Linked DNA regions of Homo sapiens: region 2 is linked to region 1. A link is an interaction called in ENCODE POLR2A ChIA-PET data of the cell type or tissue named here. Cell type or tissue: PC-9. All regions are shown on one strand. Each heading gives the region's core, and the rest is flanking DNA. Links, peaks and the distances in the headings are about the cores only.

Evidence for each region. ChIA-PET counts read pairs that join two places held together with the same protein. Peaks named below come from ENCODE experiments on the same cell type or tissue, not always from the same donor. Only the 100,000 strongest peaks of a DNase experiment are listed, where the experiment ranks them.
Region 2: POLR2A ChIA-PET joins it to region 1 with 13 read pairs; 2 of 35 experiments call an interaction of 5 or more read pairs at or near these places.

Annotation. Positions count from the first base shown.
Region 1 is chr2:162,837,334-162,840,251 of GRCh38, reverse strand. It overlaps KCNH7 (potassium voltage-gated channel subfamily H member 7), which reads left to right and starts at 1,485. Exons shown (of 16, transcript NM_033272.4): 1 at 1,485-1,809. The coding sequence starts at 1,734. In PC-9, for the core only: no CTCF peak of the experiment used is centred there; no DNase peak of the experiment used is centred there; H3K4me3 peaks cover 675 bases; H3K27me3 peaks cover 306 bases.
Region 2 is chr2:162,759,482-162,762,399 of GRCh38, reverse strand. The region is part of intron 2 of KCNH7 (potassium voltage-gated channel subfamily H member 7); the gene reads left to right. Among named protein-coding and RNA genes, the nearest start is that of KCNH7-AS1, 8.0 kb to the left of the region's middle. In PC-9, for the core only: no CTCF peak of the experiment used is centred there; no DNase peak of the experiment used is centred there.

The sequences.
Region 1 (2,918 bases), core at 298-2,797:
CCCCAAATTCTATCATGCAACTGCATGTGTTGACAGGAATCTCTGGACCTTTATCTCCAGCAGGAAATGAGAGATTCATCTGTGTTCTGCTTGAGTAGATTGAAATCTTAGCAAATTCCATTTAGAGAAAGGGGCGTGGAGAGGGGCTATTAGGTTCAAGGGGGTGGGTGGGGGGAAGATAACAAAAATGAAGGGAAAAGAACCAAGAAAAACTAGAAAAACAGCTTCAAAAACACGCTTTCCTGGCACAGCTTGTCACATTTATTTTCCTAAGTCTCCAGGAGGACTATTTGAACAGAAGTGTCTGTATACCCTGAGATTCCCACGCTGGCAGCCTTTGAGAAGCGAGAAGGAAGAGGACTCTATTCCGCCCCTTGAACCCTTTTCTATCCTATATGAGATGGCTCCTTAGAGATGGTGGAGGAGAGCAGAATGTGGCTAGTGTGTTCCGGAGATGAGTGGCATCGGAGGTCACAGCCAAGGCTGGTAACTCTTAGCCCCACCCACCTTTTGTTCCTTCCCCCTGGCGCTCAGCCTCACCTATTTCAAACTCTTTCCTTCTTTTGTACTAGTCGCTCGCAATCTTTGGCCTTCTCATCTTTGGCCGTCTCATCTTCCTCGCAGCCTACGGCACCTGGAGACCAAATCAACCCCCAATCTTGCAACCCTCCAGGGACTCAGGCAGAAACTGGGCATGCTCAGCGGCACGGGCAGCTTTCAGTCTTTCCCGAGGCGCGGCTCAGCGCTGGGCAGGGACCTGCGTGCCAATTCAGTTCGGGCTTCGGCACCCACCTCCGCTGAACCCAGGGATCCGAGCTGCACCCTGAGGCTAAATCTGCACCCTTAGGTGGTTCATTGTCAATCTTCAACCTGCTGAGCGCCAACAGAGCTTACAAATATTCCTCATTAAGAAACTGTTTTCCCACCTGTGTTTTCCTTGCAGCTAAGGGTGCTTTAGCTACTGCGGCGTGAGGAGCTCAGGGACGGAGCCCTGTGGCCGGTGGCCGTAGAGATCACCTTCCCAGAGTAGCTGTTTGTCACTGAGTTTTGGAGATTTCTTGGCTGGCTTCCGCTAAAGCACGCTTGAGTAATCCGAGCTGTGGCGGCGCCCAAGCTACCAAGATAAAGAGAGCGTGTGTGTGTGTGTGTGTGTGTGTGTGTGTGTGTGTGTGTGTGTGTGTGTGTGTGTTAGGGGGAGAGGGCGGGGATAGAAACGTCAACCCCGCCGACCCCCAGCCTCCTTTTCTCTCTCTCCTTCCAGCAAAACCGGCACAAGTCTTCCATCCCCCCTCAGCCATTCCTTACTGCTCTGGGCAACCGCCAGGTTAAGCCCATTTGCACTGGGAAATTGGCGCTGTTTGGGAGAAGAGAAACAGATCGATTGCCCTTGTGACTCCCCGCCCCCTTCCCACCCCACCCCCACAGCTCCCTCCCTCTTTCCCTCCCCCGCCACCTCCCCTCACCCCGCCTCCTTCCCGTTCCCCACCCCCAAACCCTCTCACCCGCGGCAGTCCGGTGCGAGGCCCCCTCCGGAAGGTGAGGGGAATGGATTGGACTCCGGTGGGGAAAGCGGGTGTCTAGAAGTGGTGCTAATGGGAAGAGAATTCTGGTTTCAAAAGAGGATGCTCTGCCACAAAGAGCGGCTCGCGCGCTGGCCTGGGCTCTAGCCGAGGAGAGATCCCGGGAGAACTCCAGAGCTCCGGGGGAGCGCTCCTCGGAAGACCGGGGCCAACATGCCTGTGCGCAGGGGGCATGTGGCACCACAAAATACATTTCTGGGGACCATCATTCGGAAATTTGAAGGGCAAAGTAAGTTCGTTTGTTCTCTTCTCTCGCCCTCGCTTTCTGCCTTGTTAGTGCACTTGGCGTCCACCGCTTCCAAGGTGGGGAGACCGGCAACTCCAGGCTCTGTCAACTTAAGAGGCTGTGAAACCGAGCCAGGAGGTTCGAATGGCAGCGGGAGTGTTCTTCTGATATTAATTTTGATTTACATTTTAGATTACGGTCTCCATTATAGGAGGCAATTTGATCCTCCTCTACCACTGCTCCATTATCTGCCTTGCTACTTAATTTCCTACTATTCTACTATCTTAAAGGGAACGTGCTAGGATAACATGGGTTTATATTTTGAGGCTGTTTTACTGTAGACTTTCTGAAAGTCGGAAGCAGAGCAGACCATACTATTCGAACAAGAGAATGTAAATGGTAGTAGCGATGTAAATGACTATGCAAACTATATTTTACCTTGGTTAAACTGCAAAGCAGTGGTATGACACGGATGCTTGCTTGCTATTAATTTATAGAAGCTAAATTTTGTATTGAATCAATGCAAATATATCCTAAGCAGGGTAATTTGGAAAAGCAGTATCTCATCTGTGCTGGTTCCCGATGCAAATGGCTCATTATTCAAAATAATATTTCTATTCTTTTATTATCCCCTTAAAATTTCCATCTAGAAATTTAAAAATTGAAGTGTAATAAGTAAATCCCACAAAGACTGAATGCACAGAAATTTAATGTTCTCATGTGGACTAAATATAGGGAATAAATTGTTGCTATATAAATATATTAATTTAAAATCCTGTATTTGTTAACTTATCTTCGGTCTTTTCTTAAAACTATATTAATACATTTGTATGCCATATATTTTGCGGTTATTTCAGCACTGCATTTAGTGATGTGAGGATCTGGTACCTTGCGTACAAACTAAACTTGTATATCCTGCTTCACAATCTATGTGGAAATAGTAAATACAATCTGTGATGTAAATTAATAAGCTCTTTATATTAAGAATTCCTGCTACTACAGAAAACTTCAAGGATCTCCCAAAGTAAAAGTAAAAAGGTTGTCATGATATTTACTGTGTGTGTGTAAATATTTTTCTTTTGGGAAATATATATTATGAAAATGTGAATCTT
Region 2 (2,918 bases), core at 163-2,662, 78 kb after region 1:
CTGTCCCAGTGTTAGTCTCTCTTTCCTTCCAACAAGATCTTTCATTAGCTCAAGTTATTTGCTGACAAGATGTTATAACAAAAGCCTATATGTATATATATATACACACACACACATATGTATATATACATATATATGTTATTTCTTGATCCCTTTGAAATAAATTGTACATTGTGTAGAAAAAAAACAAACAAACAAAAAAGCCATGAAAAAGGAAAGGAGATCTCTAGTCAGGGAAAATAAAATGAGTAGTTGGAGAAAAGCAGTGGAGAGAAAGATAAGATCTAAAGAAAAGAGAGGGAAGCAGAAAGAAAGGGAGCCTTTGTATTCTTGAGAGGCAAAGAGAGCAACGCTGAATGTTGGCTTCTCAATTCCTCTGCCCATTCTTGAGGGACTCACCTTTACTATCTTTCCCTTCTTTGGAGATTCAGCAACTCAACTCAAATTACATTAAGGGAGAAAAAAGTTGAGACTTATTAGGAGAATAGGAAATATCAGAATTAAAGGAATGTTTAACAGTCAAACTCTAGGAAGGGGAGAGGTTCTGGCACAGCTGAGAAGCAGCTGGATCTATAGACTCAAATACCACCATCCACTCTTATCGAATCCCTCATCTGTGCTTCTCTTTGTATGATGCACCTCACACTCAGGCAGATTTCTTTCCACTGTTAGAAAGTGATAGGTAAACATTGCCAGATTAAAATTAGACTGCCTGACTTAGATAAGAGCACTATGACTTAGTTGCACTAAGACTTGGACATCGACTCTAACCTACAGTTTCCTTACCTGTAATATGTGGTGTATAATGATAGAGTTGCTGTTAAATGTTCAAAGTGCTTAGTAGAATGTCTGAACTTAATAAATGTGAATGTTGTTGCTGTAATCGAATCAGATATTTTGACTTTGGGGAACATTTTTTCTTAGTGCTGTCACCAGACAGAAACCCTCTTTCTTTAGTTACAGTTTGAAAACAACTTGAACAACTTGAGAAAGCCTCTGATAATCTCATCATATGTTCGGGTTGTAAGGACACAGGGACGTTGAAACTCCAAGCTTGAAGTCAGAAGAAGAAAGATATTTCCAGAGGAAAAGGTGGAAATGTTGCTAAGCCAACCAAGCAATAGATACTCACCATAGATATCAGAAAAATCTATTCAATGCCTACAGTAGAACTCCCTCACTTAAGCTTGCTTGAGTAGCTTTCTAATCAATTCCTTGATATAGACAGGGATATAAATGTAGGGGGAAATGTAGATGAAGCAAAAGTGTTAAAATTCAATATGTGTCATATGACCAGAAGAGAATTGTGTTACTAGTTTTTACAGAATTATAAAAACAAGCTTATTTTTGCTGTAATGTATCCACCTGACTCTTAGGTAGAACATTTTTAAAAGGCATTCATAAACTTAGAAATCACAGCCAAGCAACTAGAATGATAGAGCAATTGTAATTAGTTGCTATTCTACACGTAAATAATGTATTGTTCATAAGTGAAAGAATAATACCTTGTGCGGATCTTTCTAAGGAAGTTTTGTTAGAATGCATTATCTAGAGAAATCTTACGTGTGCTGTTCAAAAGACCATATTTAAGTATTCAATAAAGCATATATTTTAGAGGGAAAATCCTTTTAGAGCAGATGCTGCAATGAAATAAAATATTGAAGCCAAGCTTATTTGTATGCATACCAACACTAAACATTTCTGGTGTAATTAGGTTAAAGACAAGTGATTCACTACTTTTGATCGCATTAAGAATACTAGTATATGGCTCAGAAGATATTATTTAGAGGAGTAATGAGAAGGGGACCATTAATGTTACTTCACTCAAAATAAAAATTTATAGTATTTTGGACTTTTAATGGTAACTAAGTGATTATTCTCTTAAAACCTACAAGGCATAGACATTAAGGGGACGCAGAATTATTGCATGGGTCCCCTAAATTTACAGGAGAAATAAGCATGTCTGAAGATTGAATAAATAACATGTCTTGCACACATGGTGATTTTTTTCAAATGCAAGGAGGAGTTTATTGAGATTTATAAAAATGTAAATTAATTTAAAATATTTTCTGAATGATGGTTTGTGACAACTAATTTCCTGTTTAACCAATGTATGTCAGAGCAAAGTATTGTTTTTTGTTTTTCTACTTGAGACTTTTTTTAGAAAATTATGCAAGGTGGTTACTAAACTAGAAAATGTTTGAATCCCCTGCGTTAGATTTCCACTGAACATGTCACGTTTCAAACTATGTCAAAGTGTTTTTGAAGATAAATAAGTATTCTAGCTAGCTATCATAAGCTACACAAATTCATAGCATTAAGAAATTATGTGCCACATGACCGTACACTTGGTTAACATAGTGAAAATACTAAAGCTTTTCCACTTAAGTGACGTTATTATCTTTCATTTTCAGTACACACTCTATGCAAAGTTATTACATATTCTTCAGGACTTTGTATCTTTTGAATGTTTTAATAAGTGGGACTCTGAAGGCAATTTTTGGCAATTTTTGTGAAGTTGAGAACAATTAGTGGAAGCAAATACACATTCTCATCTAGAAAGTAATTATTTATCAATTTTTGACATTTACATTGTTTCAAAATTCTCTCATTTTAAAAATTCCAAAAGCTTTTGTTCTCTGGATATTTTTTCTTTTTCTACTCTTTCCTCTCTTCCTCTGTTCTTTCTTTTTTCCTTCCTTCCTTCCTGCCTGCCTGTTGTCATGTTCTTCCTTCTTTCCCTCCCTCCCTTTCTCCTTCATTTGGTCCTCAATCTAATCACACCTAGCTTGCAACTTATTTCCAATCAACATCAGTGATAGATCTAAGAGCAATTATTGTGACATGCCCTTACTATTCTTGAGTTGTAGAGACCCCAGGACTTACATTGTTCAAGAAATTGGGCTGAGAAACCTTGA